4 separate regions of the Homo sapiens genome follow, and all the other regions are linked to region 1. The links are chromatin loops, found by intact Hi-C in ENCODE. Cell type or tissue: psoas muscle. All regions are shown on one strand. Links, peaks and the distances in the headings refer to the core of each region. The heading gives the core; the rest is flanking DNA. Region 1 has its middle 32 kb from the start of VIT. Region 2 overlaps CRIM1 (cysteine rich transmembrane BMP regulator 1). Region 3 overlaps FEZ2 (fasciculation and elongation protein zeta 2). Region 4 overlaps FEZ2 (fasciculation and elongation protein zeta 2).

Region 1 (8,015 bases), core at 1,786-6,785:
TATTGCATATCTGAAACTCTATAGCCATTAAACAGTAACTTTTCTTTTTCCCCTCCCCCTAACCCCTGCTAACCACTATTCTACTTTCTAAGAGTTTGACTACTTTAGATTCCTCATATAAATGGAATCATGCAGCGTTTGTCTTTTTGTGACTGGCTTATGTCACTTAGCAAAACATCCTCAAGGTTCATCCACGTTGTAGCACATGGCAGGATTTGCTCCTTTTTTAAAGCTGAATAATATTCCATTGTATGTATAGACCACATTTCATTTATCCATCCATCTGTTGATGGACATTTAGGTGGCTTCCACCTCCTGGCTATTGTTAATAACACTGCAATGAACATGAGTATGCAAATCAATCTTTGAGATACTGTTTTCAATTCTTTTGGATATATACCCAGAAGTGGGATTGCTAGATCATGTGATAATTCTATTTGGAATTTTTGAGGAACCTCCATACTATTTTCCATAGCTGCTGCACCATTTTATATTTGCACAAGCAATGCATAGGGTTCCAATTTTCCCATATCCTTGCCAACACTTGTTATTTTCTGTGTTTTTTAAAACAGTGGCCATCTTAATGAGTGAGGTATATTTTTTCACCATCTTTTATAAAGAGCAAAATAATAACCAAGCAAACAATTTCAAGTAATTTAATTAAATGTTATCAAATCAAATCAATCATCTAACACTATCATCTTCCTGGCACTAACTTATTCTTTGTTTTATGCAAAAGTTAGTCAATATACACAGAACCTCTCATGCAGCAATTCAACCTTTAGGTATACGTTCAACATAAATCAGTACTTATATCCACCTAAAGACATGTATAAGAATGTTCACAGAGCTTTACTCACAATAGCCCAAAACTGAAGACTACCAAAGTCCAGAGACATTACAACAGATAAATAAATTGAAGTATATTTACATAATGGAGTACCAAACAGCAGTGAAAAAAAAAAGAACTGCTATATGTGACAACTTTGATGAATTTTATATACATAACATTGAGTAGGCCAGGCCAGATGCAGTGGCACGCACCTGTAATCCCAGCACTTTGGGAGGCCAAGGTGGGTGGATTGCTTAAGCCCAGGAGTTTGAGACTAGCCTGGGCAACAAGGCGAGACCTTGTCTCTACAAAAAATACACACAAAAATTAGCTGGGCGTGGTGACACATGCCTCTAGTTTCAGACGCTTGGGAGCCTGAGGTGGGAGGAGCACCTGAGCCTGGGTGGTCGAGGCTGCAGTCAGCCGTGATTGCACCACTGCACTCCAGTCTGAGTGACAGAGTGGGACCTTGTCTCAAAAAAAAAAAATTTTTTTTTTTAGTAAAAGAAGCCGGATACAAAAGAATACAATGATCCCTTGGTACCTGGGCATGATTGGTGATTCGTTCCAGGACTGCCCCGATACTAAAATCCGAGGATGCTCAAGTCCCTCATATGAAATGGCATAGTGTTTGCATATCCACACCCTCTCAGTACACTTTAAATCAGCTCTAGATTACTTATAATACTTAATACAATATAAACATTATGTAAATAGTTATTAGACTGTCTTTTTTAGTGAATAATGACAAGGGAAAAAGTCTGTACATGTTTAGTACTGATGCAATTTTTTTTTCAAATATTTTTAGCCCATGGTTGACTGAATCCATGGATGTGTAACCCATGGATACAAAGGGCCAACAATACATACTATATGATTCCATTTGTAAAGTTCAAAAACAGGCAAAACTATGGAGATAGAGCTCAGTATGATTCCCATTGGTGGGGTATTGACTAGTAAGCAGCAGAAAGGATTATTTGGAATGCTGTAAATATGTTATATCTTGATCAGGATAGTAGTTGCATGAGTATATACATAAACAAAACCTCATTAAGCTGCATAGTGTATTTGAATCTGTACATTTTCTTTTATGTAACTATCAAAAAAGTAAAAGAAGAAAGATTAGTCTTAGCAAGAGAACCTATTTTGCCTTGATAAAATACCCTCCTCTTTGTTTTTTTAAGAGAAACAAATAACCAAAAAAAAAAAAAAAGAAAAAAAAATTCCACTAGTAAGTGAGTTTGGGGAATGTTGGAGAGGGAAAAAAAATGCCAAACTTAGTATTGAAGTGAACTTTAAAAAATGGCAGAGACCTTTGCCCGGCCACTCCACCATGTGGGAAGTGAGGAGCACATCTGCCTGGCCGCCTCCCCATCTGGGAAGTGAGGAGCGCCTCTGCCTGGCCGCCCCACTGTCTGGGAAGTGAGGAGCAGCTCTGCCCGGCCAGCGTGCAACCTAGTGTGAAGTTACAGCCTAGTGTGTGATCTTTCTGCCCTCCCCTGGTTTGCATTTTCGACGTTAAGGTTTACTTTTTAAATAAAACTTTTAAAATGGAGAATAAAAAAATGGCAGAGAAATGGAAGAACGGAGACAAAATAAACTTTATTTACCCTGCACCTAAGCCACTCCTTAGAAGTAAATTAGAAAAGTAAGTTAACTTGGAGGGTACCCATAGACATCTAATTTTCTATGGTGTCCTCAGCACTTGAATTTGTTAATTTTTAAATGCTAAACTTTATCACTCAGTTGTCATTCACAACAATTAATTGAGCGTGCACTTTGAGCTTAGCTTTGTTTGTATGCAGTTGTTGCCTTGCATTGTTAGGCATAGAGTTACATTTGCTTGTGTTCATTCCTATTGCAACAAAGCAATCCAATGATGGAAATAGAGGACTGAAAATCAAGCCATCCCTGAAAGATTAGTGTTGTACATAACTCAGTTCTAAATAGAGTTCTGTCAATTCTTCAATATTAAAAGCAAACATTGCCTCATGAAGTCATCCTGATTTATAGCCACGGCCCTTTATTAGCAATTATAACATGGCTATGTCTAGATTTTGAGATATAAAAGTAAACCATATAGTAAATCCTAGTTTAATTAGCCTGTGTTTTCCATTGTAAGAGGCTTTGGCTAGCAGTGCCTATTCTGGGATAAACAATTAGGTGGTACTGGATTCCTCCGGGATTAGAAAATATATACAATTAAAGACAAACTTTTTCTTGTGTGCTGAACCACATGAAAATAGTTACATTTCCCACCACTGCCTAGCCCAAGCACTGTCATCTCTCACCTGCACAATTATAATAACCTCCCACCTAGTGCACCTGATTCTCCTCTTGCCCTTAATGTATTTGCTGCACAGCAATGACAACACCTCCCTTAAAACCTCAATTCGATCATAACCCTTCATTGCTCAAAATCTTTCTAAGGCTTCCCGTCTCCCGCAAAATAAAATCCAAAGACCTTATAATGAATTAAAAGGTCCTATATTCCCTGGCTTTATTAGCCTCTCTCCACTCCAGTCAGCTGGCCCTTTCCTGATCCTAAACACACCTCACTGAAAGCCTTTACCCTGCTCCCTGCGCCTCCCCCGACCCTCCTCTGTTCCCTAGATAGCCCCTAGATAACTATATGGCTTGCTCCTGCATTGCATTCTTGACTGAGTTCAACTCTCGCCTCATTTTAAAGACCTTCTTACCACTCTAAAATAGTCGCTTCAAACAATATCTATTTCTTTGTCTTGCTTTGTTTTTCATCATAGCACTTGTCAGCACCGGCTGTGCTCTAAATGGATGTGCTTATTTGTTTATTTGCCATGTTTCTCCTCTATAATGTGAGCTCCCCCTACTGGAGAGCAAGGACTTTGTTTTGTTAACGGTTGTATTCCCGCCATCTAGTACAGTGCCCGGCATATGGTAGACATTCAATAAATACTTGCTGATTAATTATATCATGAATGATAATGAATATTTATAGATTATGCAATCTGTATGAATTTTAAAGTCGGGAATTTGAAAGTCATTTCTAAGCTATATATTGTCTGAGCTATTACAGTATCAACAAAGGTATGTACAAACAGATTGATGTTTATAACATTGAAAAAAAGTTTCAACTTTCATCTTTCAACCTTGAACCTCAAACTTCAACTTTCATCCTGGCAACATGATATATAGAGAGCATAAATCTTTAGGATCTGACTATGTTATAATTGTTGGCCATCAGACTCAGTGTGCAGCAGCAAACATAGCTGTATTGGGGTTACAGAGCTGTAGTCATTGTTCAGATGTAGCAAGATGTTCCCTATAGTTCCTGGATATATACCATCTGGTGCTGGAATACTGTAACTTCCACTTCCCCACTGTTCAAGAGAAATATACAGACATACATTGCTCTGCAACAAGAGTCAGCAGACTATGGCATGTGCACCACATCCAGCTCAGCAGTCTATTTTTGCACAGCCTGAAAGCTATCAATAATTTTTACATTTTAGAGGGTTAAAAACAAAACAGAACAAAACAAAACAAAATGTGATAGAGCCCATATGTGGCTTAAAAGCTTAAAAGATTTACTGTCTGGCCCTTTAAGGAAACGTTTGCTGACTGCTGCTCTGCAAATTAGGCTGATGAACATGACTTTGGGAAAGAGAAAGGGTTTTAAAAATGAATGCCTGGAACAGAGAAGGTGTTGAAATACATAGTTCGGCTTTCTGAATCAGTCCCTATTACAAGGGCAATGGGTTTGCTAACCTGGGATAGAATGAATAAACTTTTGCAAAGACAGGGAAATGATACTGGCAAGAAAAGCATAAACCTCTCTGTGAACTTTGAATCTTGAGTTTCAAAAAGGGAAAATCTAAATAAAACTAATTTTAGAACTAATCTAAGGCAAAATATGAGTGAGAAGAGAAGAATAAGCCCAGTGGCATTGGGGCCAAGTTACTCTTTGCGGCAGGAACTCCAAGATGTCCATCAGTAATCATTCTCCCTGGCTTTTAATAATGGAGCTTCTTAATTCAAGCTTGGAAGAAGGCTGTCCATCTAAGGACAACATTCCCAGTCTCCCATGCAGCTAGACATGGCCATATTCCAGTAAGCAGAATGTGAACAAAAAAGATGCACACCATGTCCATGAGACTAACTTCTGGATAAGGTGAAATTGCCTGTGTTTCCATTTGCCCCTCCATCTTCCCATTGGCTGGGAGACGGAAGATGCAGATTGAGGTTGCAGTCACCCTATCAGCCTTGAAAAGCTTAGCTTGGTAATTTTTTGCAAGAGCAAAATTAGATCCTGTTTCATTTAAACCATTGCCTTTGGTGTGTTCTCTGTGACATCAACTTACACTGAAAGTCAAGACAATAATATTGCTTATGGCATTAGGTTTATATACATCAACGCCAAAATTTTTTTTAACATAAGATAGAGCGATTTTAAATTTTTAACGAAAGATACAAGACATTTCTTAGTTATCACCAAACTTTTCCTTAAAGGGCCAGAAAGTGAATCTTTTAAGCTTTTAGGTCACATATGGGCTCTATCATATTTGTTTTGTTTTGTTTTAACCCACAAAGAATTATACACATGTATTAGCTCACAGTGACATCAACTTACACTGAAAGTCAAGACAATGATATGCTTATGACATTAGGTTTATATACATCAATGCCAAAAAATTTTTTAAACATAAGATAGAGTGATTTTAAATTTTTAACAAAAGATACAAGATATTTCTTAGTTATCACCAAACTTTTCCTTAAAGGGCCAGACAGTAAATTTTTTAAGCTTTTAGGCCACATATGGGCTCCATCACATTTTGTTTTGTTTTGTTTTGTTTTTAACCCACAAAGAATTATACGCATGTATTAGCTCACAAGATATGTAAAAATATTGTTATGTTTTCTTTAGAAAATGTTAAGGTTTTCACAAGGAGATACTACCTCACACCTGTTAGGGTGGCTGTTATCAAAAAGACGAGAGATAACAAGTGTTGGTGAGGGTGTGGAGAAAACGAAGCCTTTGTACACTGTTGACGGGAATGTAAATTGATACAGTCATGGAAAACAGTATGAAGATTCCTCAAAAAATTAAAACCTAAACTACAATATGATCCAGCAATCTCACTTCTGGGTACATACACAAAGGAAATAAAATACATATATATTTAAGAGGAGGGCCTTACTCTGTCGCCAAGGCTGGAGTGCAGTGGTGTGATCATAGCTCACTGTAGCCTGGAACTCCTGAGCTCAAGTGATCTTCCCACCTCACCTTCCCGAGTAGCTGGCAGGTATATGCCACCAGGCCCAGCTAATTAAAAAAAAATTGTTTGTAGAGACAGGATCTCAGTATGTTGCTCAGACTGGTCTCAAACTCCTGGCCTCAAGTGATCCTCCTGCTTCAGCCTCCCAAAGTGCTGGGCTTATGGGCATGAGCCACTGCACCCGGCCCAAATCAGTACCTTTAAGAGATATCTGCACTATCATGTTCACTGTAGCATTATTTACAATAGCCAAGATATGGAAACAACATAAGTGACCACTGACAAATGAATGGATAAAGGAAATGTGGTATCTACACACACACACGAATATTATTCAATCATAAAAAGAAGAAAAGTCTGCCATTTGCAACAACATGGATGAACCTGGAGGACATTATGTTAAGTGAAATAAGATACAGCAAGATAAGTACTTTATGTTCTCAGTTATATGTACAAACTAAAAAAGTTGAACTCACAGAAGCAGAGAGTAGAATGGTGATTGCCAGGGGCTTAGAGATGGAAAAAAATGGGGAGATATTGGTCAAATATACAAACTTTCAGTTATAAGGTGAATAAGTACTATGGAGGTAATGTAAAGCATGGTGATTATAGTTTATTATATTGTATTGTCTACTTGAAATTTGCTAACAGAGTAGATCCTAAGTGTCCTTATCACCACACACACACACACACACACACACACACACACACACACACAAATGGTAACTGTGTGGTGATAGATGTGTCAGTTAATTGAATTCTGGTAATCATCACACAACGTACACCTATATCAGATAATCACATTGTACACTTAAATATATATAATCCGTATTGTCAACTATACCTCAATGAAGATGGTGGAGACAAAAATGTTATGTTTTTAAAATTTTAAACTAAAACTTTGATTAACCATAAATTCATTTTTGTGCAAGAAGGTAAGGAATTCGTGGGTTTTGTTGTTCCAAAGAGCTACCCTGTTGCCCAAACATCATTTCTTCAATAACCTAGCTTCTCCCCACTGATTCAAAGAGCTAACTTTATTATCCACGCATGTATGCATTCCTTCTTTCACTCCACAAACACTGACTGAGTTACTGCTGTGGCATGTTCTGCGCTAGATGCCGGAGGGACAATGATGAGCAGAGAATGGTCCCAGCCATCGTGGAATATGGAGTACCGAGGAGGAGATCATAATAAGCAAACAGATAAGTATTGCAACTTGCAAAGTGCTGCGAAGGAAACAAATGACCACAGAGAGAAAATAATGAAGCGTAGATGTGGGGCAGTTTCCTCTCACAGACTGCTTGAAGGAAGTTCCATTGAATGGGAGCTGGAGCTCAAATAATAGGATTGAGCCAGCCTGGGAAAGAGTCGGGGAAAAGCGCTCCATGTGGAAGGAGCAGCTCATGCAAATGCTCCGTAGGGGGAAAGAACTTGGCTCTATGGAGGACGGAAACTGGCCAGCGTGGCTGAGACCTGCTGAGCATAGAGAGGCATGCTGTGAGTGAGGTTAGCGGGAGAAGCGGGTCTGGCCACTCAGTGTAGGAATATGGATTTAATTCCAAGTGCAAGGAAAACCACTGAAAGCTTTTAAGCCAAAGGTTTATATATAACCCTATTATGTTTTTAGGCAATGACTCTGGCTGTCTTGGGGAGAAAGCCTAGAAAGAGATTAATAAAAGAGATAGGAGACTATAATTTTTAAAATTGGGAAATTATTGCAGTAAATCTAGGGAAAAAAAACTTTCATATACCTTAGAATTTATTTCCGATATCTATTCCATTCCATTGATCTCGATTTTTATTCCTGCACCAGTTTTGTATAGCTTCATAATAGTTTTGATTTGTCATCGAGCAAGTTTTCTCATACCCCTCAACTCCGAATTTCCTCAATATTCCTGCATGTTTATTCTTCCATTTGATCTTTG
Region 2 (8,015 bases), core at 1,879-6,878, 150 kb before region 1:
AGTGTTGGAAGTGCTACAACTCTTCACACCTGTCCCAAGGTCTATTTGTGATCATTTATTTAACACATACTTTAAGATCAATTGAAGACCGACCCCCCACTCACTTGAAATACAGTGCATCCTTAGCTGCCATGCCTAGGTGTCTCACCTTGGAACTAGTCAGCGTTTCGTATTTTTTTCTTTATCTAGCGTTAGATTTTTATGAATTTTCTTGGAGCTAAGGGCCATTACTTTTATTTTTTAATATACTTTATTGAGTCAAACCCCATGAGAATCTAGATTATTCCAGGGGGGGAAATAGACACTTCATATTTGTTTCTTTCGTGTCTGTATAAGCACCTATATTTGCCTTTATATCAGGTTGATGCCTTTAGAAAAATCACCTTAATTTATATTTTTCCCTTTGCTGTCTTTCTTTCATTTCAATCTGTCTTTCCAATTTGATATGTTTATGTAGTGCTAGATTCCTTTTCTTTTTTTTTTTTTTTTTTTTCAGGCAGGGTAGTGCTCTGCCACCCAGGCCGTAGTGCAGTGGCACAAGCATGGCTCACTGCAGCCTCAACCTCCCAGGCTGTCAGTCCTCCCACCTCAGCCTCAGCCTCAGCCTCAGCCTCCCGAGTAGCTGGGACTAGAGGCATGCGCCACCATGCCCAACTAATTTTTGTATTTTTTGGAGAGATGGGGTTTCACCATGTTTCCCAGGCTGATCTGGAACTCCTGGCTCAAGCGATCAGCCTACCTTGGCCTTCCAAAGTGCTGGGATTACAGGCATGAGCCACTGTGCCTGGCCTAGTGCTAGTAATTATAAGGGACTTAGACCTATCATCTCTTTCCCATCTTCTGTCAGTCATCTTTTTCATTCTTCATTTAAAAATTCTAGGTTTGGGAGGGGTCGTCTTTATAATTTTCATTGGATAATTAAATTGGAAACATTGTTCCGTAAAATTCCCCAAATAAAATAATGAATCATCATCATTCTTAATCCTAAAATAAGAATATGATGTCAATAAGAGTATTATGTCTTAGCCTAACTGCTCATATAAAATGAAGTAGTTGTATCACAATAGTAGGTAGCTTCAACCACTTGCTACAGTATCATGACAGTTCAGAATCAAGGCTGTGTTCAAATCCAACCGTCATGTTGGAGAAAAATCTCTTAGGAGATTGTAGATTTCACTTTGTATTCCTGTCAGCACATTCAGGGAGGACCCAGTTGGACACCTTGGACAACTGAATATTATACTGGCTAGAACACATGTGTTAAGGACACACACCAAAAGAGAATTCTTGGCCAGACACCACGTGGGAGTGTCAGGATGAAGGCAGCAGTTGGTGCCCCTTTTATGTACCTGCTGACTAAAGAATTACTTTCTGCATGCAGCAGATACTTCCAGAAGGGAGGGAGGGAGGGAGGGACGGATGGATCGTAGGTGGGTGGGTGGGTGGATGGATGGAGAAACAAATGAGTACACAGATAAACCAACAAAATCTCCTTCACTTTCCTATTCATGGAGTTGCACATTCATCTTTTTATTGTGGTGTACCACTCTCCCTAATTAAATCAACAGTCATGTCATTGAGATTCTGAGAGCCACATCCTAGAAGCACGTAAGTGCTTGGGCAACTCTCTGCCTTGGTCATGAGTAAGTGGTGGTAATGGCCACAGGGAGCTAATTACCCATCACTCCAGGAATCTTTGAGAGCAAAAGTCAAGTCATTCTGTTTAATAGCAATATCACTTTATTGACCCTTGGTCTGAGTGCTTGGGCATCATTTGAGACTTTGTGATTTTCTGACCTCTGACAAAATTTTAATTACCCAGGAAGAATAAGCACGGCTGTGACATCTGTCGCTGTAAGAAATGTCCAGAGCTCTCATGCAGTAAGATCTGCCCCTTGGGTTTCCAGCAGGACAGTCACGGCTGTCTTATCTGCAAGTGCAGAGGTAAGTGTGTACACATGGCCCTTCCCCCTCAAAGCAGCCAGGGGCACCGAAACAAGGAACATAAGGACACCCTGTAATGAAATGGTTTCGGTGGTTGCTGCCTATTCTAACACAAATGTCAGTCTCTGTGGGACCGTCCCACAGGACTCCCTTTTCCTTTCATTTTTATGAAGTAAAAGCTCAGAATAGAATGTAAAGTAAGTATATGATGGACAAGCACATTGACTAAATTAATCACTTCCTAGCTCTTTTTACTTCTATCAGGAACTTTAGCCTAAAGCACAATTATCTGAACCTCTATAGAGCTTCTCTCTGTTCAGGAGTAAGATTAATAAAACTGCAACAGTAAATAGCCCCATTTCAAAGTTCTAGAGGGTGGGTATAGCTCAGAAGTTAGCTGCTGTATTTCCAGATAACAGTTTTCCATGAGAATTTAGCCTTTGGCTGAATAAGCACATGCCAGCCCACAGCTGTGAATAAGCACAGAGCCTGGATATCCCTGCTGCCTGAGGCTTCTCCAGGGAGCTTCCTGAAGCCACTGAGCATGCACCCTGACCGCCGTTTCTGCCTTTACCCCAGCTCCAGCCCTGCTGCCTATCCCTTTTTATGTTGTACTTGTCAGCATGATGCACAGATTAAACTATAAAAGATTCCTAAACTTTGTTTTACGATTTTTCAAAACTGGACAGTTACCACCTTAATGGTGTTTCTAAGGGGTTGGAGTAAACAAAAATCTAGTCACTGCTTTAATTGTTCTGCTGAACAAAACTCTGTTATTTGCAAGGGGCCCAGGATGTCCCCATTGGATGAAGCTTCTAGAGCGATTTTTCTGAATACATTCAACATATTTGTAAAATTTGTTATAAAATCAGTGCTTGTTTATTGTATAAAATATGAGAAAGTACAGTGGAAGGAATAAAAAATCAGCGATCATCCCACGAATTGGAGAGAAACTATTTGCCGGTTTTTTTCTCTCTTTTCTTTTTTCAAGATTGAGAACATACTGACTTAAATTCTTTTCATGAACATGTCCCATGTCACAAACTGTCCTGTGTTAGACGTAATTGTTGGTGGCTGGGGTCCAGTCCATGTACAGACTCTGTAGCCTGTTTCTCCTGTGCAGTAGCCACTTCTTTACCAGGCTGCCTTTTGTCTGTCCAGAGGCCTCTGCTTCAGCTGGGCCACCCATCCTGTCGGGCACTTGTCTCACCGTGGATGGTCATCATCATAAAAATGAGGAGAGCTGGCACGATGGGTGCCGGGAATGCTACTGTCTCAATGGACGGGAAATGTGTGCCCTGATCACCTGCCCGGTGCCTGCCTGTGGCAACCCCACCATTCACCCTGGACAGTGCTGCCCATCATGTGCAGGTAAAAGCTGGCTGCCATCTGTGTGCTCCATAAGCAAATGACTTCTGCCTTGCAGGGCCCTAGACACATTTGTAACTCTGGGGAGGTTGGAGGGGACAACCCCTGGAACACTTTTCAGCACTGTGTGGTTTTTGTCAACCACCACCACAGAATCATCCAGGCACTATCAGTGAAGAACCAAAGACCAGAGAAAATTCTATCATTGTAGAAATGGCTCTCCTCCTTTTTGAATGATTGACTCAGTTATGTAAGGTCTTTGGACTACATTTTTGTAAAGGTTTGTGGGCTGATGTTCTTACATTCCAGCTCTCCATTTTATTGATAGCATATTAAGTCTGAATGTCCTCATTAATATGAGGGGATTGGTACTAGTTTTATCCCATAAAACCTTATCACATTTAAAGTAATGTTTGAGAGGGAGAAACTTTTTGAAGTCTGTGGCTATTGCTCTTTTTTAAATTAATAGACATGTGGCACTCTTGCCAAATGGAGAGATTTAGAGTGACCACACGTCCAAAACATTTAAAATCATAATCATGGTAATCAGGATAAGTTACTAGAAAACCAGAACAGATTTGTAATTCAAGGGAGTCTGAATTATGATTGTCAATAACAGTAATTATAACCATAAACTTCATCTAGTACGTTTTATCCAAAGAGCTCAACACAGTCTTATATCTATTATTTCCCTCTCTGTGCAGGCCACTTTGAGTTAGGGAAAAACACATTGAGGCAGTTTCTCATTTGGAAAACAGACACAGAAAGATTGACTGTCTTACCAAGAGTAAAATAGTATGTCCACCAAAAGGCCTGGGAGAAATGAAGTCTCTCAAATCTTGTATCAGATTTCTTTCAAAGTTAAGTCTACTGTCAGATTTTGGAGGATGATTGTTTTTCCTCTGGTCAGTCCAGGTCCTGTATCTCCCTGTGCGTGAGTCCACCTGTGCAAAAGGTGTAGCCGGGAGCCTGAGGCCTGGTCCTTGTGCAACAAGACTAGCCTGGGAGGGAAACTGACCTTGTTCGCCATGGTTGGGGAGCAGGGGAGAGGGACACTTGAAGTCCCTTTCAGCTCTGAGATTCTGCACAGCTCAATAGCTACAGTATCAGAGTGACAGGCAGCTCCCATACCTTGTAGAAAACGAGATTACAATGCAGAAGAGATGACTCTTTTTATTTTGTTTTGTTTCCCTGTAGTTCAGTTAGAGGTGCTCCATGTCAGAACTCTTTCCTTTTTTCCGATATTTTGCTAGTTAAGTGTGAAAAACTGCTAGAGTCCCCTGCATAAGAAGGTAAATGAGGACTTTAATATGATAGAACTCTGTGTTGACTCTTTGGGGAGGGAAAAATCATGTGTTTGCATGAAGACCCCTGCTTTAATTATAGGTGTGAATGCATAGAGGAGGGATTTGTACCTGGGTCTTTGCTAAACATGTCCTCAATGAAGAATTCTAACAGCTAGATTGGTAGAAATGCAAAGACATTAAGAATGGATAATTGACCTGAGAACTGAAAATCAGTAGAACCAGAAAGATCTTTCTCTATTACAGAGTCATGGAAAGTTCTTACGTAAGCACACGTGAAGTTGTTGTTGATACCTTACTGTGGGTGTGTCAACATCTGGATATACGTGTATGAAAACACATTTCTGTAGATGGATGTGTAGAGGTAAATGTTTTCTGCAAATCTTTAGCATGTTGCCACATAAGCCTCCTTCTGATTAGAGACTCCAGAGCTGTTGCATTCACGGACTCCTACTTTAAAGAATATTTTTCTCCCCTCTTCATTCCAAGATCAGCTGTTTTTCTTCTTGGGATACATGAGTATCTCCCGAACTCTTCTAATGAATATTTACTAAATGATAGTGTCTCTCAGATTTTCTGTCTTCCATACACTCTACATTTGAGTTTCTCTTTTGTCTCCATGTCTCTGGCCCCTCTTGTGTTTTGCCTTGAGGCATATCGTACGGCAAAAAGGTGAGCCAGAAAGCATACCTGCAAACACGCACGTCAGATTTCTTCTGACCACTTCCGTACATGTCAGCATTTAACAAGGCAGTAATTGTCAGTCCTCTCTAAGCCCTTTTTGAAAGCAATAAGGGAGGCTTTTGCTATATTCATTTATCGATACTCTTTGGGACTTTTTGTTTCTCTGTAAACCACAGATGCACATTTACCATCTTGTTCAGCACAGTTTTCATTGTAATTCTCTTCCTCTCTCTTGTTCTTATACTGGAAAGTTGGTTACAGTTGCTTGTGAATGTAAGCATTGATTGATGAGTATCAGTTTTCTGTGATACTGTCCCTGGGTCTAAGTTCCAGCCTTTTGTAATTCCCTTGAGATAAAGCTGTATTAGAAGTTGTTACCCTCTTAACTGGAAATCAGCCCACATCACTTAATTTCATTAGTATTGTTGACTCTCATGCTAACCACCACTTTGAAAGTCATAGCCCCAATTCACTCCTAAGAAGATTTCAGCTCTGAGCATCTCTGCATATATGGGCCCATTCTGGGGCGTGACTTCCACTGAGCTCCAAGCATGAGCTAGCCGTGATGTCTCCAGACTCTTTCTCGGCGGGATTCAACACTGTCAACACATTCCTGAAGTGCTTGTTGCATTTGGATTACGTGACTATGGTTAATGTCTTCATACTTCTCATTTCCCCAGCAAAACTTCAGGGCAACTCCCAGCCCCTCTTCAGACATTTTCAACATTAAATTCCCTCTCTATCAGTGTCATCTCTCCAAGAGACCAAAACTACCTCTCCTCTGGGGAAAGAAATGATAGTTTTCACCAGCCTGCCAGCATTTACCTCTCTTCATGATGATATTGCCAAGCACATGTTTAGTCTCAGGTGAGGGTTTTCAGACTGTTGATTCTACAGGAGCATTCCTGCTCAGTTTGCTGGCAGCTGGCTTAGATTGGGGTGTGGCCTGCTCGACAGCAGGACATATTTCCAAGCATAAAAGTACTCAGGATCCCAGAAATAATAAAGCAGATAGGGCATCGATCATTTGGAAGTTTTATTTAATCTGGAGACATATCCATGATCCAAACAACCATAGACTTGGGTTGCAGTTTCCCTCGTCTCTCCCTGAGCTCTCAGTTTCCTCATGCATAAAATAAGGTGACTGTAAGGAATAAATGAAATAACACATGTGAAGTGCTTAGCATGGAAATAACTGAACCGTACCAAGTATTCTGTAAATGAGAGATCTGAATCCGAGACAGTTCCTACACATTCACAGAAATGCCAGAAGAGGCCCCTGTTCTCATCTCTAGAGTGGGAGTCCCCTCCCTGTAATTTAATGATCTTATTGAATTCTCTTATTACTGTTGACAGACTTAAACCACTTGAACCTCACGTCCTAATATTAGCTCTTTTGCCATTGTCTTCTGTTTCCATGCATGGAATATTTTCTTCACTATTCTCTTAATAAGAATAGAGCGAGATGCTCTTCACAGTTCATCTCTTCTATCCCTTAAAGCAAACAGCACCAGGCTTTCAAGAGTTGGAAAGATTGCAGATGAATAATGTGTTCTGATTTTGTGTCATTTCCCAGATGACTTTGTGGTGCAGAAGCCAGAGCTCAGTACTCCCTCCATTTGCCACGCCCCTGGAGGAGAATACTTTGTGGAAGGAGAAACGTGGAACATTGACTCCTGTACTCAGTGCACCTGCCACAGCGGACGGGTGCTGTGTGAGACAGAGGTGTGCCCACCGCTGCTCTGCCAGAACCCCTCACGCACCCAGGATTCCTGCTGCCCACAGTGTACAGGTAAGCGACACCATGCCTTGTGGGTGCTTGGTGGGGAAGGATGCAGCTCTGGGTGTTGTCATTCTGTGGGACCCACAGGGCAGGATCAGCCCCATATGGGAGTGTGCCAAACCCAGTATCCCATCAGGAACAGCTGGCAGCCTGCTTCCTGCATGTATTCTCTTTATCAACCACCTATTTATGCAGTCAGCATGCCTCACACCTGAGATGACTGTGAAACAAAAAAGGAGACTGTTGCTCTTGCCAATTTTTTTCCTTAACCCTGCATCTCAAACTCGAGGCGTATACCTAAGTAGAGAAAGTCCCACCGCACCAAATTAACCAAACGATTCTGTTACTGTGAAAAGTCATCTTTATGTAACAAATGAGAAGAATAGTTATTTATAAATAATGTAAACAAAATTCTTTGTAAATAAAATTCTTTGAAATATAAGGGTGGCGAAGAGACTTTGAAATATGCATAATGCCACCCCCTCCAAGTTGGGATGATTAGTAAGTTAATGCCAAAAAGCATTAAGTGACTAGCACTGCACATGTATAAGGAGTGCTATTATTTTCTACTTTTTATTTCTCAGATAATCTGACCTTAGCAGGTAAATGTATGGCCATGAAACTTGTTAGAAGGAAATTTGTCAAGATGTTAATCATAAGTTACTGGTTTTATATAACTTTAGTAGTACTTTTAATTAATACTAGATGTGACTTTTTCAAAAGATATTTAAATATAAAATTATCAAGTTGACAGGACTAGTTTTGTTTTGTTGTTGTTGCTTCTTATTCCCATATTTCAACTTAAATCAATAACCATTTACTTTCTAAACATATTCTTAGAGCATTTCTGCTCAGCAAAACATAAACCCTTGTATTTTATTACTTCTTTTTTTTAACATTGGATTATCTAGTCAGCTGGCCAGAATCTGTTG
Region 3 (8,015 bases), core at 108-5,107, 92 kb before region 1:
TTTTATGGCAGAAAAAATATAATACAAAGATCTTCAAAATTAGCATTAAATAATTTAATTTTTATCTTTGAAGATCTTTTTAAAATTTTTTATGTAACTTAATATTAATGTGGAAACTAAACTAATTATTGCCAAATATTTTCAAAACCACTAAAACTAGAATATAATAATTGATCTTGGCAATTTTAGAAATTCCTTCCTGAAACATAAATACTCTAAGTACAGTCATGTGCTGCTTAAAAATGAGGATACATTCTAAGAAATGAGTCAGGCAACTTTGTCGTATAGACCATGACAGAGTGTACTTACACAAACCTACATAATTGTATAGTCTACTCCATACTTAGGCTACATGGTATAGTCTACTGCTCCTAGGCTACAAACCTATATAGCCTGTTACTGTACTGAATAATGTAGACAACAGTAACACAATGGTAAGTATTTGTGTATCTAAATATAGATAAACATAGAAAAAGTACAGTAAAAATACAGCATTATAATCCTGACTCCATCATCTATCTATACGCAGTCCATGACTGACCGAAATATCACTATGTGGCACAAGACTGTATACAAGAAGAACACAATTTCCTGGCACATTACAGCTTTTATGTGAACTTGTTTATATTAACAATGACCTCTCTAACACATAAAGAAGTCAAGAATGGACTCCTGATTTTTACTACATTAACTGATGGATCATGAAAGTTCACTATTACCAGCCTACCACCAAAAACCATTGCAGAAAACAAAGTGTAGATGATAAAAACATATCGAAAACTGATGATGACATATATTTCTCTAGGTAATATTATTTTTCATAAAACAAATTTGTTCCACATCTAAAGTAATTCATAATTCATAGGTTTGAATTATTAAAATAATAGCCATTATATAGTCAAGTTTTTCTCCACCCTACAATGACCTTCTATCATGCTAATAGTAATTCTTAGTAAATGCTTTGCACTAAAGAAAATGCAGCAAGATACTATCAAATATCACCAACAAATTATTGTTAAAATGTGTCAATATTTACATTCAAGAATGCGTATCAGAGCCGGGCACGGTTGCTCACGCCTGTAATCCCAGCACTTTGGGAGGCCGAGGTGGGCGGATCGCTTGAGGCCAGTAGTTCAAGACCATCCTGGCCAACTTGGTGAAACCCCATCTCTACTAAAAAAAATTAGCCGAGTGTGCTGGCGGGCGCCGTCATCCCAGCTACTCAGGAGGCTGAGGCAGGAGAACCGCTTGAACCCAGGAGGTAGAGGCTGCAGTGGGCCCAGATGGCACCACTGCACTCCAGCCTGGGCAATAGAGCAAGACCCTGTCTCAAAAAAAAAGAATGTATGTCAGGTAGAATTTAGTATCTCAAGCACCACTGCTTAGATAAAGGGGAAAAAGGCTGGGCACTGTGGCTCACTCCTGTAATCCCAGCACTTTGGGAGTCCAGGGCAGGTGGATCACCTGAGATCAGGAGTTCAAGACAAGCCTGGCCAACATGGTGAAACCCCACCTCTACTGAAAAAAAAAAAAATACAAAAGTTAGCCGGGCGGGGTGGACCACACTTGTAATCCCAGCTACTCGGGAGGCTGAGGCAGGAGAATCGCTGGAACCGGGGATGCGGAGGTTGCAGTGAGCCGAGATCGCGCCCCTGCACTCCAGCATGAGCGGCTGAGTGAGACTCCGTCTCAGGAAAAAAAAAAAAAAAAAAAAAAAAAAAGATAAAGGGGAAAAAAACTCATGCCTTTTCCACTTCTCCTCTAACCTTCTTTTAAAACCACATTTTATCACTGTGTATAATACAACATTTTTATTCCTTTTGTTTGTCTCCATATTTAGAGAACACTGGTCTACCTGCTCACTCTCTTTACCTAGCCACCGGGATTCAGACACACACAGCACAGAGGTCTGCTGTTAGACAAGAAGCTGCCACACGTAGCTTGGAGATTGGCTGGCCAAGGTGTCACTATCACTCAGGCTGCTGCTGAAGGGGCCCCAAGAAAAGGAACAATTCAACATAATCTCAAGATAAAACAAAGTAACCTTTTAAATACAAACTTTAGAAACATTACAGTACTCTTTTTATCTATGCAAACTCACTTAACTGGAGTTCATAACTTTTTGTTCTACTTTTTAATTTTACTAAGTCTAAATCAGAGATTGGCAAACTTTTTCTGTCAAGAGCCAGGCATTAATTATTTTAGGCTTTGTAAGCCACACAGTCTCTACGGCAACCACTCAACTCTGTCCATATAGCCCCAAAGCTGCTACAGATGATATATAAATGAATGAACATAGCTGTGTTCCAGTAAAACTGTATTCATAAAACAGGTGAAGAGTTGATTTAGCCCTTGGACAGTAGTCTGCCTTGACAATCCCTGGTTTAAATCATCTGAGCAAATGTGCTGTTAAAAAAATTCCAAATTAAAAAGAAGGGGGGAAAAAGCCAGGTCCATGTTGTTTTAAACAGAAGCCCCAAACAAAGGCTATCAATCATATTATAACATGAGCTGAGTCACAGAAACGGAGCAATGTAGCTGTGAAAGAAAATATATACAAGAAAGAGTGTATATCATCTAAGCCCTAGCTCTCCCCCATCCTTCAGCAATTCTCTCCCTAACCCCCGAAAAGCAATAAATTAGGGTAATGTGATTCTTTTTACAGTTTTTTCTTTTCTCTACTACCGTTAGTCACTGATTGCTAATATCCCAAAAGTTGTCCGTATAAACTTTTTCAGGGTTGACTGACGCAGTTATGCATTTTTGATGGTGGAGTGTAACACAGTAGAAATTCTCTCTTCAAAGTTCAATGTCATTATGGCAAACAGAAAAGACTATCGATTCCTATCTTCTCAACAAGACTTAGCATAAACAACCTTACATGTGACATTCAATTCAAAGATTTGTTACTAGATACTCAGAGGGTAACTATTCCATTTTCATACATATAAGTTTACTAAGTTATGATGCTAAGCAGGTAGGCCATAATGCCCAGACAACTGCAGATAACACTAGATGAACAGCAACTACTAAATTACAACATAACCTGGTGTTGTTCAACCTATTCTTGTATTCATGAGAACTGCTACTGAAATTCAATGACCTGTGAATGTCTGATGTAACAGAAGCCTGGCTCCCCCAATAAAAATCCCCAATAGAACAATAATAATTCAAATACTACAAATCTAAATCCTCCGGGATTCAATCTCCTGTACACTGAAGTTTCAATTCAACAAACATGCATTAAGTGATGTGCGAAGAACAAGAAATTAGGTGAGGTGCTGGGAAAGCAGTGTGAATGAGCCTTTAAAGAGCTTGCACTCTGTTAGAAGAGAGGTTTAAGCCAATGATTACAACACAGTGTGGTACTTCAATATCACAAGTATGTGTACCCTCACAAATAAATATGAAAACACCTCATAACAGGCATATAAACATAATAGGCAACTCATAAAAGAATACAAATGGTCAACAGATCAAACCCATTGTTTGCCTGTGCAGTGTATATTCAAAAGCTCTTAATATCTCCTGTTGGCGGGAGGTGTGGGAAAATGGTCACTCTTACGCTCTACTGGGCTACACTTCTACACAATAATTTGAAAAGCTGGTCATTTAAAGCCATTTAAAACTCTATATTCTTTGACTTGGAAATTCTATCAGTTTCAGTGAGTGGATAAACTAGTTTTGCTAACCAAAAGAAAATAATTCAATTTTAGGAAAATGGTAACTTTGGTTTAATAGTATAAATTTCAGACTCCTACAAGATATCCAAAGGGAATTGTCTAGTAGGCAGTTGGACATATATAACAATTAGCATTTACTCATGGTGTTTGCTATGTTTGCTAATCTTATATACATTATTTCATTTAATCTCTCCAAAATTCAAAGCCGTCTGTATGTAGGACGAAGATTCAAACACAGCTCTTAACCCAAAGCTCTTAGTCAATATTCTATTGTCTTAGACAATATTCACTGTCCATGGGTTTGACACCTGGCAGAAAGATCCAATATAGAAATATATATTTGCAAGTTTATCTTTCGTTCACTCATTCATTCAGCAGAAATTTATTAGGTACCTAAGGTTGGATCTACGAATACCGAGAAAGTAAAGTTAAATTTCTTATCATTAGGGACATAAAACAGAGATAGGCATGAAAACAAAAAATTGCAGTATGATACAACAGTGATAATAGAAATACTAAAGAGGAGTAACACTAACCCCTCTAAAAAGAGAGAGTAGTCAACTCTGCATCGGACAGAGTCATCAAGGAAGGTTCTAAGAAAGGAAGACAATGCTTGGCCATGATTTTAAAGGATGAGTGAGAAAAAAAAAAAATCCCCCAAGTGGACAGAAGCAGCAGGTAAGGAATTTGATTCCAGAAGAAGAGCATTGAATATAAAGAAGTGTCACCCAAAACAGCATGGTCAGCACAAAGAAATACATGTAGGTCACCATAGTGATAAACAGACAGTGCCCTTTAACCACTCTCTAACCCCCCATCCTCTGCTCCTCCAGATGCTGCAAAAAAGGACAGAGGAAATATAAAGCCTGCCACTCTCTTGAGTTGCACTTCCCAAAGAGGTCCACTCCTTTAACCTCCTCTTCAAACGGAGAATTGGAAAGGGACTAGGCAGGCTCCCTTGTCAATGAGGAGAAGCAGTGGTGTAGTGACACTCTCCAAAACAGCTTCCCAACAGCATCACCATCTACCACCTCACCCAGCCTTTGGTTTTCTTCATGGCCTTTATTTACTACTAAAATTCCATCATCTATTCATTTTTTCCTTGTTTATTGCCTTTCTCCGTCATTAGACTATAAGCTCCAGGAAGGCATGGGATGGGCCTCATCTATTCTATTCTATTCACCACTGTGGTTTTTCTGTTTTTTGTTTGAGACAAGGTCGGGCTGTAAGTGGAGTGGTGTGACCATGGCCCACTGCAGCCTCAACCTCCTGGGCTCAAGCAATCCTCTCGCCTCAGACTCCCAAGTAGTTGGGACTACAGGTGCATGCCACCACACCTGGCTAATTTTATAATTTTTATTTTGTAAAGACAAGGTCTCACTATATTGCCCAGTCTGGCCTCAAACTCCTGGGCTCAAGGAATCCTCCCACCTCAGCCTCTCAAAGTCCTAGAATTACCATCATGAGTCATCCTGCCCACTGTATCTTGAAGAACACCTGCCACAGGAAAGCACTCCACAAATCCTTGCTGAATGAATGAATATTGTTTCATCTTACCCAACATACAGCATTATGGTTATTTTAAACCTAAAACTCCAATCAAAATCATATTTCACTTTTATAAGATAATACTTTCTGTAACATTTCACATATTTTCATGGTCTAATGAAATTTTCCAATGCTCTAAATAGCATCCCTATGCCCTCTATTTTTTTTTTCACCACAACAAATATTTAAAACAAAATCTGTCTCCAAGTTTAACTCTGCTCTATACCCACTCCAATATTTCATTAGAGTATCTTTGGACCAAAGAGAACAAGGTAACAATTTTAGATTAAGTGGTATGCCAACTACAAATTGATGTACTGCTTCAGTGAAACATACATGAAGAAAAATGGAAGCTATTCTATACTTAACGAAAAACTTCAAGTCCTGCTAATAAAACAAAAATATCTCAGGCAGGAGAAAAAAAAAAGTGACTTATGTTATTGGAAAAACAGGTAACATATGACAATTCTAAGGAGGTCACCATTTTTTAGGAATTAGTATCACTGATAATAGCAAACTCATAGAGACCAGGTCTTGCCAAGACTGCATGTGATATAAAATGCTTGGTAAAATGTTTGGCAAGCTCCTGGAATCTGTTTATCCAACTGCCTATTTCACTTTGGGTTTCTTTTGAGCAACCTACCACTATTTTCAGAATCACCCTTCCAGCCTACTTGTGTCACAGATAGGAAGGTCTTTCCCTGGCATTTTAGGCTTTTTATTTTTTTTTTTTGAGACAGAGCCTCGTTCTGTTGCCCGGGCTGGAGTACAGTGGAGCAATCTTGGCTCGCTGCAACCTCCGCCTCCTGGGTTCAAGCGATTCTCATGCCTCAGCCTCCCGAGTAGCTGGGATTACAGGCATGCGCCACCACGCCCAACTAATTTTTGTATTTTTTAGTAGAAACGGAGTTTCACCATGTTGGCCAGGCTGGTCTTGAACTCCTGACGTCAGGTGATCCGCCCACCTTGGCCTCCCAAAGTGCTGGGATTACAGGCGTGAGCCACCGCGCCCGGCCGCATTTTAGGCTTTAAAAGGATACAGGAAACTAGTACTGCAAGCTTAGCCGTGCCATTACTGAACTGATTAAAATTTTTGACACAAATTGTAAATCAGGCAAAATGCAACTTCAAAAGTTCAAATATTATGAAAAATATTTACTGTTACTATGAATCTATTTCAAGACCAATGAAGGCTGAAGTAAGACCTAACTGTTGCCTTGCCAAATCCATTTCTCAATATAAATGCCATGTAAAATTACACAATAGATTTACTCTAACCCTTTTTACATGGGAGTTACAAAACGAAGCCTTTAAACCCCTCTAGGGATAAATTTACTTTTCTCAGCCAAGTGTTAACAGCAATAAATGGAGGATTTACATGTAATCCCTAAAAGCAAATAGGCAGAAATTACCAACCATGCTATGACTTTTTAACTAAGCATTTTATTTAATCTCACTTGCATAACAGGGCAATTTAAAGGGTGCCAGTTCTAAAAATATGAGATGCAAATGCAAAATAGTGTCCCTAATATTTTAAAGCAAATTTTCTAGGATTGTATATTCAAACAAATGTGGGTTGGTTTTGGGTTTTTTTCAGAGTACTCACTAGGAATAACTAAATAAACACCTATTCAATCAATACTGCCATTTCTTAAAAATAATAGATACCTGAGAACTTTTTTCAAAGTCAGTGCATAAGCAATGTCCTTTTTTTTTTTTTGAGATGGAGTTTCGCTTTTGTTGCCCAGGCTGGAGGGCAATGGCACGATCTTGGCTCACCGCAATCTCCGCCTCCTGGGTTCAAGCAATTCTCCTGCCTCAGCCTCCAGAGTAGCTGGAATTACAGGCATGCAGCACCACACCCGGCTAATTTTATATTTTTAGTAGAGACGGGGTTTCTCCATGTTGAGGCTGGTCTCGAACTCCTGACCTCAGGTGATCAGCCCACCTCGGCCTCCCAAAGTGCTGGGATTACAGGCGCGAGCCACCGTGCCCAGCCACGATGTCCTTTCAAAATAGATACAAATGAACATTACACTGAAAAAAATGGATTTATTCATAGGCTAATTACAGCATAATAAATGAGCTATATGGTAAGACTCTTTTTGTGTTAACTGCTCATTGGTGGCCCACCATCCTAGAACTGTATTTCCAGGATTCCATCAGCATCTGCTTAATGAGATCTATTTCTCTGCTAAGTATTCTTTAGATAAGTAAATCAGACTTTATCAAAAACAGAACTCATATTATTGCAAGCCATAATAGCTAGTTTGTGATTTGTAAGACCATGTTATTGATATCACAAATTAAAAAGAGATGTCCCATTTAGAAAAAGAGATCCCTTTACCCAACCATCATACTCTAAAAATAAAACCAACATTTCTTCACACACAAACAAAATCAAGGTGGGAATACACAAGACTTCAACACAAAAAAATCTTATCAAAGGGTCAGCGTTTCAGATGTTCTAAACTTGTTTTCACCAGTCAGAAATAGTCTAGTCTGCCAAATACTAGGCCACATGGCTGATGTCACTTACCTTCTTGTATTCCAACCTCACTGAAAAATCAGGAGGAACCTGTTTACAAACAATTTGTGCCTTGAGCAGAGTTCTGATACCTCTAAATAAACCCCTTCTAATTTCTTATCACACAACTCGTAAGAGTTCAGCAAAAATAAGAAAAAAACTACTAGCCAAATATACATAACCACTCTTCACATTTTGATGTGGTAAAAATGTTCACTTGCTAAAGCTTCTTTTCTTCAAGACATTCTCCTTTTTTG
Region 4 (8,015 bases), core at 2,476-7,475, 99 kb before region 1:
AAAATGCTTTTTCCTCAAAGGGAAATTCTGTTCATTATCAAGACTATAAATATAATGAACTTTTATAATAAACTTTTATTTCTCTCGTTAAGCAATGGTCTTAGTAAATTAGTAAACTACCAGCTTTCAGGATCTTCACTTACACAGAAAATGAAAAAGCAGAGAATGAGGAAAATAAGGATAACCGAGCACCTGTTTCTCTCCACCTGAATTTCCAAAGGTGTGGCGGAGGCCATTCTGAATGACATTTGAGATCCCTTCCATGCTGAAGCGCTAAAGGCGGCAATATACGGCCCAGAAGAAAAGGACAGAGAAAGAAGTTCAAAGTCTATTAGTAAGAATGTACCATGATGACTTATGTGCCCAAGAGGCAAGCAGTTAGAAAATGCCACTACTCATCCAGATAAAGCACATAAACCCATGCTCTTTTTAAAATGCTGTTGCTTCCATTTCTTTGCAAGTTAAATGCAAAAGCAACTGTTTTTATGCTACTATATTCATGCAGGCATTTTTCTGATGTAGCTAATTGTTCCAATGTAAATGTTGTAAGTTGTACACATATTTGTTCTATACAAAATTTACTGTGTAATTTTTAAGATACTTTTTGATATTATTTACCTACATTTTATCAGAAGTCTGAAAACTTAAGATGAACAGTATGCGTATTTTCAGCCTAAGTTTGTATAATTCTACCATCAGTTTGGAGAACATTAACATAACATTTAGCAAATGAAAATGCTGTTACTTGGAGAGCTGATTATTGCTTCCCACTCACTCTTCGGGCCACCTGCCACTGCCTTGGTGCAGAAATGCGAACTAGAAGATGGCATACGCTTCCTGGAGAGCAGAGTGGATCCCATGTGCCAGCCAGGCCCCCAAAAACTTCTCCAAAGACTTTTCCACTCCGTTTCTAGGAAACAATTCTACTTTCTTTCTCCCAGCAACCTCCAAGACTTCCTAGAATTCTTTGTACTGAAAAGGGAGTATTTTTTTCCTAAACAACTTATCTTGATTTGTAACCAGTCTACAATGTCATCAAGCATAGTAAAAAGCGTCTGGTGGCACCTCTATGGCGGCTGAGTCAAAGGAGTGAGATGGATTCTTACAGCATGACTAATTAAGGGGAAAGGCTTCGTGAAAAGGAAGTGAAGGCCTGACTCACTTGATGGTTCCTTCCCCTGGAATTTTATAGAGGAAATTTAAATCAGTAAACACATTTGAGGAGTCAACATAAAGAATATTTTACCAGGCCCCAAGGGGCAGAAGAAAGGAAACCAAGGGAATGGTCATCAAGAAATACATATAGTTTCATCCAGTGGTTCTCAAAGTGTAGTCCAGGGACCCCCTCCCACCCAACTCCTGCCAAGAGGTCCCTGAAATCCTCTCAGGAGTTCAGGAGTTCAAAAATGTTTTCTTAATACTACTAAAATATAAGTTGTCTTTTTTACTCTCATTCTCTCATGACTTACAGTGAAATATTCCAAATGACAGACTGAATGCAGAAGCACATTTGTGAATCTAGCTGTCTTTAATCAAGCCAGATGTTAATGAGATTGACAAAAATGCACAGCAATGATATTTTTTCATGATTTTGTAAAATATTATTTTTCATAAATATATGCTCTTTATAATGAATTTATTTTTGGTATTTTTCATGAATTTATATTTTTAATTTTATCACTTTTAATTTGTAACATGGCTAATATTAAGTTTCTTGGGGTCCTTGATAAATTTTAAGAGCGTAAAGAAGTCTTGATAACAAAAAGCTAAGAAATGCCAACAGGCTGAATCACTGAGGGAGCTATGTGCTTCTGTATCAGTCATGTAACTCTATGGAGTTACTGAAAATCTGAGTTCCAAATTTTACTACCTTACAGGAGACTGTACAAATATGCCTCTCCTCCTAAACCATCCAACTTCCCTACCTAGCCTTTCCCAGATTTGCAAGCCAGTTTTGCTTCAGCAAGAATCAAATGTCTAGTCAAGATACTTTGCTGACTACTCTTCACTTCACTGAAAGCATAACTATTAGCTTTGATGGAGGAGGCTAGTTATAAAACAAAAACCTACAGAAAACTATTTCTGTAAATTTTTCCAATGCTATCATAATTCATTCATATTTTTTAAGCAGATTATCAAATGAGATAACATCTTAGGCTTCAGAGTATATAATAACAATTATGAGAAACTATTCTCAAATAACCAAGTCAGTTTATTTTTTAAATTATTTTCATAAAATATATTTTCTTTCAAATGTGACAAAGAGAAGAGTACTTGTTTTTAAGTACTTAGTCTATATTACCTGGCTCCATTATCTATGAGCATGTTTAAGCTAGATACAAATTCATAAAATCTAAAGCTAGATAAAAAGTTTCAGAATCCACCTATCAGGAAACTAAGACACACTTTCTATTTGGAAAGCACATTCCAAAAACACTAGCTTTGTTTTCGCAATCAGAAAGCCAATTCCTGTCACTAGAAAAAACAAAAGTTGATGCAGTTTCAATTTCGTAACATGCAGATGTAATTTAGGTTTTCTTTATTAAATGTGTGGTTGCAGACATTACTGAGCCATCTCAACTACTGACAGCCTGACTACTTGTGAAAGATGGCTTTTGTGCCACCAGAATTTTAGGCTTAGGGGAAATTAGTGAAAATGCAACCCCATGGGAAGCCAAGGTAACCTGGAAAAACAAAACTAACAGCTGATGCCAGTGAAAGAAGGTAAAGTAAGGAATGCAGCAGAACCTCTGTCCTTGCTGCTGATGGCTGCTGAGTCAGTGGCTGCAGCTGACAAGACCCTACTGTCCCCAGCTCTTTCACTGGCAATGAACCAGGGAAGCAATGTGCAGCATGTACAGTTCAATCGCCTCTTGATCCATTGGAAAATTACAGAACAAGGAAATCAGAAGGTTCTACAGGAAAAAAAAGAAAAAAAAAAAAAACTAAAATCTACGTCTGAGAACGTGCTCCTATCAAACGCTTCAGTTGCAATCAACTCCTACCTCCCCAGAAGTCAGGCAGCATCAATATTCTCCCTCCACTGCATTTCCAAACTCTCCCTCTCTACTAGCTCCTTCCTGACAGCATCCCGAAATTCTCAAACCCTCAACCTCTTTCCTTTCCCAAGGTTTTCCTGAAACAGCTCTTCCCAACATCATTTATTTGATCTGGAAGACCACGGCCACTTTTCAGATCTCTGAGACATCCAGGAATCCCTCCTCCCTGAACCGCTTCCTTGGATTCAGAGACACCACACTCTCCCAGATTTCCCTCACCCCAACCCTCCTGCTCTCTAGTTGCTTCTTCTAAGAGGGGCCACTTTCTTCACTCATCCCTTAAATGCCAGTGTTCCCTAGGATCTTGTGCCTCTTTCTTGACTCACCTCTCAGATGCTGCTGTGCCTCTGGATTCTGTCCCTATTTAATTATCATGCACCCCCTCTGGGTATTACCAATCAATAGCTTCATCTTCTGCTTCCATAAATTGATAGCTCCACTTTACTAAGATCAGTAAAGTGCTAAGAACAGAGACTGGCACATGGCAAAGCTCAGTACATGTTAGCTATCTTTACTGTAATTTCCCTGAGCTTCACTCTGCATGTTTAATGGCCAATTGGACATCTGTACCTATTGTATGTTTAATGGCCTATTGACAAGCCTATGTTCCTGTCTATATTTAATATCAATATTTCTAAAACTCATATCCAAAACTGAATTCAATGTCCTCTTCCCCACCAAAACACAAACAAAAAAATTTAAAAACCGGTTCCTCCTTCAGCATTTTATTCTCCTCGTTCATTCATTTCCTCTTTCTTTCAAAAAACATCCTGAGCCAGATACCATTCCAGGTATTAGAGATTCAGAGTGAACACATCAGCCAAGGCCCCTCCCACCCTCCTGACCTTACATTCCAGCATAAGGGGGCACAAAAAGCACAACACGTAAATGAAGCGAATGCTGCAGATAACTAACACATGCCCTATCCCTAGCTCCAGCAAGGCGATTAAAAACTGGATGCCTACTTTCTACTCGGACGCCAGAGAAAAGCTGCCTGAGGAGATGACATCTGAGCTGAAATATGACGTATACACCCATCCTAGATGAGCCACAAAGGACAATGGACAAGGGAGATCTTCTCAGAGAACAAAACCAAAAGCAGCCAACCGGGCCAACTCGGGAGTTCACGCCACAGCTAGTGTGCAGGAGGTCTTGCAATTCTCATTCAATGGGATGGAACACAGCATCTATGGAATATGTCCATTCTCTCCTCCTTTTTATAAGATGTTATTGCAGCAACCCTGTCTTCTCTCCCCCGTTGTGTGCCAATGTGTTGCAATGGCTGGCTTAACTTTCAGACCATAGGTTGACGGAAAAGAGAGACATCCCCTCATTTGCTGGACTTGAAGCTAGAAGCAGGTACTGCTGACAAGATTTACATACCTCCCTTTGGGGAAGGGGCACATGTGCTTTATCTATGTTTGCCCTCGTCAACAATCAATGACCTGACCCTAACTCCTCCCTTCTTTGGTGTCCGAAACAATCAACCTCACCAATATCTCTGAAATTCAACTATTTATATTTCCATCCCTACTTTCACTTCCCTGGCTCAATTCTTACATGAAATCGCTGCAACAGCCTCCTAATTAACTTATCTCCAGTTGCCTCCTTCCAATTAGTTCTCCTTGAAACCACTGAAGTTCTCTTCCAAAACAGACAAACCCAAACATGTAACTACCTGACCTAAAATCCATTTTTGGTTCTCTAAACCCTTTAAACAAAAACCAGGTGCCTCAGAATGTCGTACGACGCCATCCATTTTCCAGCTTCCACTGTGCAATTTCCATAGCCTCTTCTTGAGTTTCTTGCCCCCTCACCTTCTAGCTTTCACCATAATGAGCAGCCTGCATTTCCCCAGATGTCCCTAACTGTCCCCTCCAAGTGGTGGCACACACCACCCCCTCTGCTGTCTGTGCCTGTTCCCTCCTCCTTCTACCTGACCTCCGGGTGCAACTCAGCCTTCCCAGACCCCTAAACCTAGCTAGGGGCAATAGTAATATATGTCCACCTTGACCACAGAACAGAGCCAGGCTCAGAAAACACTAAAAACGTGGTAGTTGTTTTGAATATAGCAATTATCACACCCTGTACCTAGGTTTCTCCACGTTGACACTACTGACATTTCCAGTCAGATCATTCTTGTCACGGGGGTCAGTGTAGTGGGGTGGGATCTCCACTAGCACCTCCGGTCTCTGTTCACCAGGATGCCAGCAGTACCACCCCCATCCTTCCCCACCCTGCCCAGTTGTGACAACAACAAATGTTTTCAGACATTGACTCATGTCCCATGGGGGGCAAAATTGGCCTGGTTGAGAATCACCGCACTAAAGCACATTGGATGGTTCATCATTCAATCTGCAACCCATGGGCAGCACATTCCTGGAAAACTGAAATTGGTTCTACATCCTTAACACCCATGCCAGGGACACAACTGTGGATCAATTAATGTTTGCCTAATAGTAGTATAAGAAAAGTTCAGGAGATGGAGACCATCCTGGCTAACACAGTGAAACACCATCTCTACTAAAAATACAAAAAATTCGCCAGGCACGGTGGCGGGCACCTGTAGTCCCAGCTACTCGGGAGGCTGAGGCAGGAGAATGGCGTGAATCCGGGAGGCGGAGCTTGCAGTGAGCCGAGATCGCGCCACTGCACTCCACCCTGGACGACAGAGCGAGACTCCGTCTCAAAAAAAAAAAAAAGTAATCAAGATATTTTTAATGGGGAGGTAGAGTGCACAAGATCTAAAGAGAAACAATAAAGAAAGAAAAATGAAAATTCTGGTCAGGTTAATTTTTCATAAATTCAACTCAAGTTCTCAAAATCCTTAAGGACAGAAAAAAAAAAATGTCAGATACTTCTTTCATATGCTCCAAAAAGCAAAAACCAGACCAGTATGTAGGAGGCATCTGACTGATAGTCAGTGACTTAACCTGCAAAACGCTACAGCGATCATTACCAATACCAGTGGGATACTTCCAGATTTCTGTATGAAACCAGGAATCATAGCTCAGGCAAAAGTCTTAGAATCAAGAAATTTTTAAACGGTCAACTTGGACAGAAAAGTGCTGAATTAGAAATCGAAGATCTGGGTTCTTTCCCAGCTTTGCCACTAATTGTGTGACAGGAGGGCAGTCACTTTACTGCCAAGGCCTGTTACCTCACCTGTAAAACAGATGATTAAATCATATTAACTTTAAACGTCTTCTTATTTGTAAATCCTACGAGTCTATGGATTAATTCAATCAAAAAGATCCATTATTAAGCAAATTAAAAACACACACATACGCATAGACACACACACACTCTCTCTCTCTCTCTATAGGACTAAATAAATGAGTGCTCCAGAATGGCAGAACTGCACAGCCAGATGATACATTCAGAGTCCAGTGGCTTCATTTTCTTATGAGGAAATGACTACATTCTGAAGGGAGAGACAGGTCTTAGGCATCTTTCCATCCCCGCAGCTTGCATAGTGCCTGGGCCATAGCAGTCATTTTTAAACGTCTCATAAGCTGAGGCTGTGACACTCCTAACACCAGAACCCAAGAGCCTTAGAGCCTATGATCGTTTCACCATATCATGAGGTGTCTTGACTTCTTGCAGGAGAGAAAGAAAAAAAAAAAGCCCAAAATAAGTGGAGTATGAACAGAATAAAGATGACAGGACAGAACATCAAGTTATTTTTCAGAAGAGTGAACAACGGAGTTCTGGAAAAGTCCACTGAAGAATCTAGTCTAGGAAAGTAAGATGAGATTAATGAAATAATCTTGTTGGCGTGGTTTATAAAACATAAAACAATGGAGTGACTAAGAAATCTCAAACCCCGGCCAGGCACGGAGGCTCACGCCTGTAATCCCAGCACTTTGGGAGGCCGAGGTGGGTGGATCACCTGACGTCAGGAGTTCGAGACCAGCCTGGCCAACCTGGTGAAACCTCATCTCTACTAAAAGTACAAAAATTAGCCAGACGTGGTGGCGGGTGCCTGTAATCCCAGCTACTCGAGAGGCTCAGGCAGGAGAATCACTTGAACCCGGGAGGCGGAGGTTGCAGTGAGCCAAGATCGCACCATTGCACTCCAGCCTGGGCAATAGAGCGAGACTCTGTCTCAAAAAAAAAAAAAAGAAATCTCAAACCCCTAGCTAGGATAATCAAAGAGTAGCAAGTAGGAGATCAGTGAACTAGAAGGATAAAGGAAAAGAGAGACCAGGGCAGTGAGACCAGGAAGAAACAGGAAACGAGCTGTGTAGAGCATACTGTGCATTCTGTTTTATAGCTGCCCTGTAAATTCCAAAAAATAACACACCCTTTTGGAAGGCAAAATGAATTTTAAAAAGATAAAACCTCAGAGGCAGGTTAAATATACTTTTTAGTAAACGTCACCTCATTTAGAAACACTACATTTACAACCTTGAGAGCAGATGCGGTATTATTAGGTGCTTATGGTGCTTAACTGGGCCAGAGGGAAGATTTTCTCTATGCTTAAATTTTATAAGTAGGAGGACAAGGAAAGGGAGAGACAGAAGGGGTAGGGGAGGAGGGAGACAGAGTGGGAGGGGGAAGGGAGGGAAGCATTTCTTTGATAACATTTCTCAAGGTTAAAGTACCAAAGACATACCAAAGCGCCAACAGAACTAAGTCTCAGGGTTATGAATGCTGAATGAAATGAAGGACATTAAAGATTTGTTACTAAATAAATAAGTAAATAATTTTTTAAAAGAAAAGAAAAAACAATTTGTTACAGTTTAATTTAAATAACTGCAATAACGCAGTATATCAGAAAACCCAATCCTCCCTCCATTTAATCTACCATTTCCAAGTTTGAAATAAAGAATCCAAGTGTTCAAATTCAAAGTGAAGAACTGGTGAAAATTCTGAATCTGAAGTTATTTTGTAATTGATTCATCCATTTCCCACTACGTCTTTAGGAAGGAGTTAATAGTGCTATAAAATGCC

What was found. Peaks named below come from ENCODE experiments on the same cell type or tissue, not always from the same donor. Only the 100,000 strongest peaks of a DNase experiment are listed, where the experiment ranks them.
Region 2: it touches region 1 in a loop (3-fold over the local background); 29 of 110 quality-filtered maps call a loop at or near these places.
Region 3: it touches region 1 in a loop (3-fold over the local background); 9 of 110 quality-filtered maps call a loop at or near these places.
Region 4: a loop joins it to region 1, with 2.6 times the contacts of the local background. A loop is called at or near these places in 13 of 110 quality-filtered maps.

What each region holds. Positions count from the first base shown.
Region 1 is chr2:36,660,627-36,668,641 of GRCh38, forward strand. No RefSeq gene overlaps it. Among named protein-coding and RNA genes, the nearest start is that of VIT, 32 kb to the right of the region's middle. In psoas muscle, for the core only: a CTCF peak has its summit at 3,692 (motif pointing left); no DNase peak of the experiment used is centred there; H3K4me3 peaks cover 530 bases; H3K27ac peaks cover 1,063 bases.
Region 2 is chr2:36,510,451-36,518,465 of GRCh38, forward strand. It overlaps CRIM1 (cysteine rich transmembrane BMP regulator 1), which reads left to right. Exons shown (of 17, transcript NM_016441.3): 10 at 1,823-1,944; 11 at 3,106-3,315; 12 at 6,877-7,092. Among named protein-coding and RNA genes, the nearest start is that of FEZ2, 84 kb to the right of the region's middle. In psoas muscle, for the core only: no CTCF peak of the experiment used is centred there; no DNase peak of the experiment used is centred there.
Region 3 is chr2:36,570,324-36,578,338 of GRCh38, forward strand. The region is part of intron 5 of FEZ2 (fasciculation and elongation protein zeta 2); the gene reads right to left. Among named protein-coding and RNA genes, the nearest start is that of FEZ2, 24 kb to the right of the region's middle. In psoas muscle, for the core only: no CTCF peak of the experiment used is centred there; no DNase peak of the experiment used is centred there; H3K27ac peaks cover 3,595 bases.
Region 4 is chr2:36,560,593-36,568,607 of GRCh38, forward strand. The region is part of intron 5 of FEZ2 (fasciculation and elongation protein zeta 2); the gene reads right to left. Among named protein-coding and RNA genes, the nearest start is that of FEZ2, 34 kb to the right of the region's middle. RefSeq lists an enhancer at 486-1,685. In psoas muscle, for the core only: no CTCF peak of the experiment used is centred there; no DNase peak of the experiment used is centred there; H3K27ac peaks cover 2,564 bases.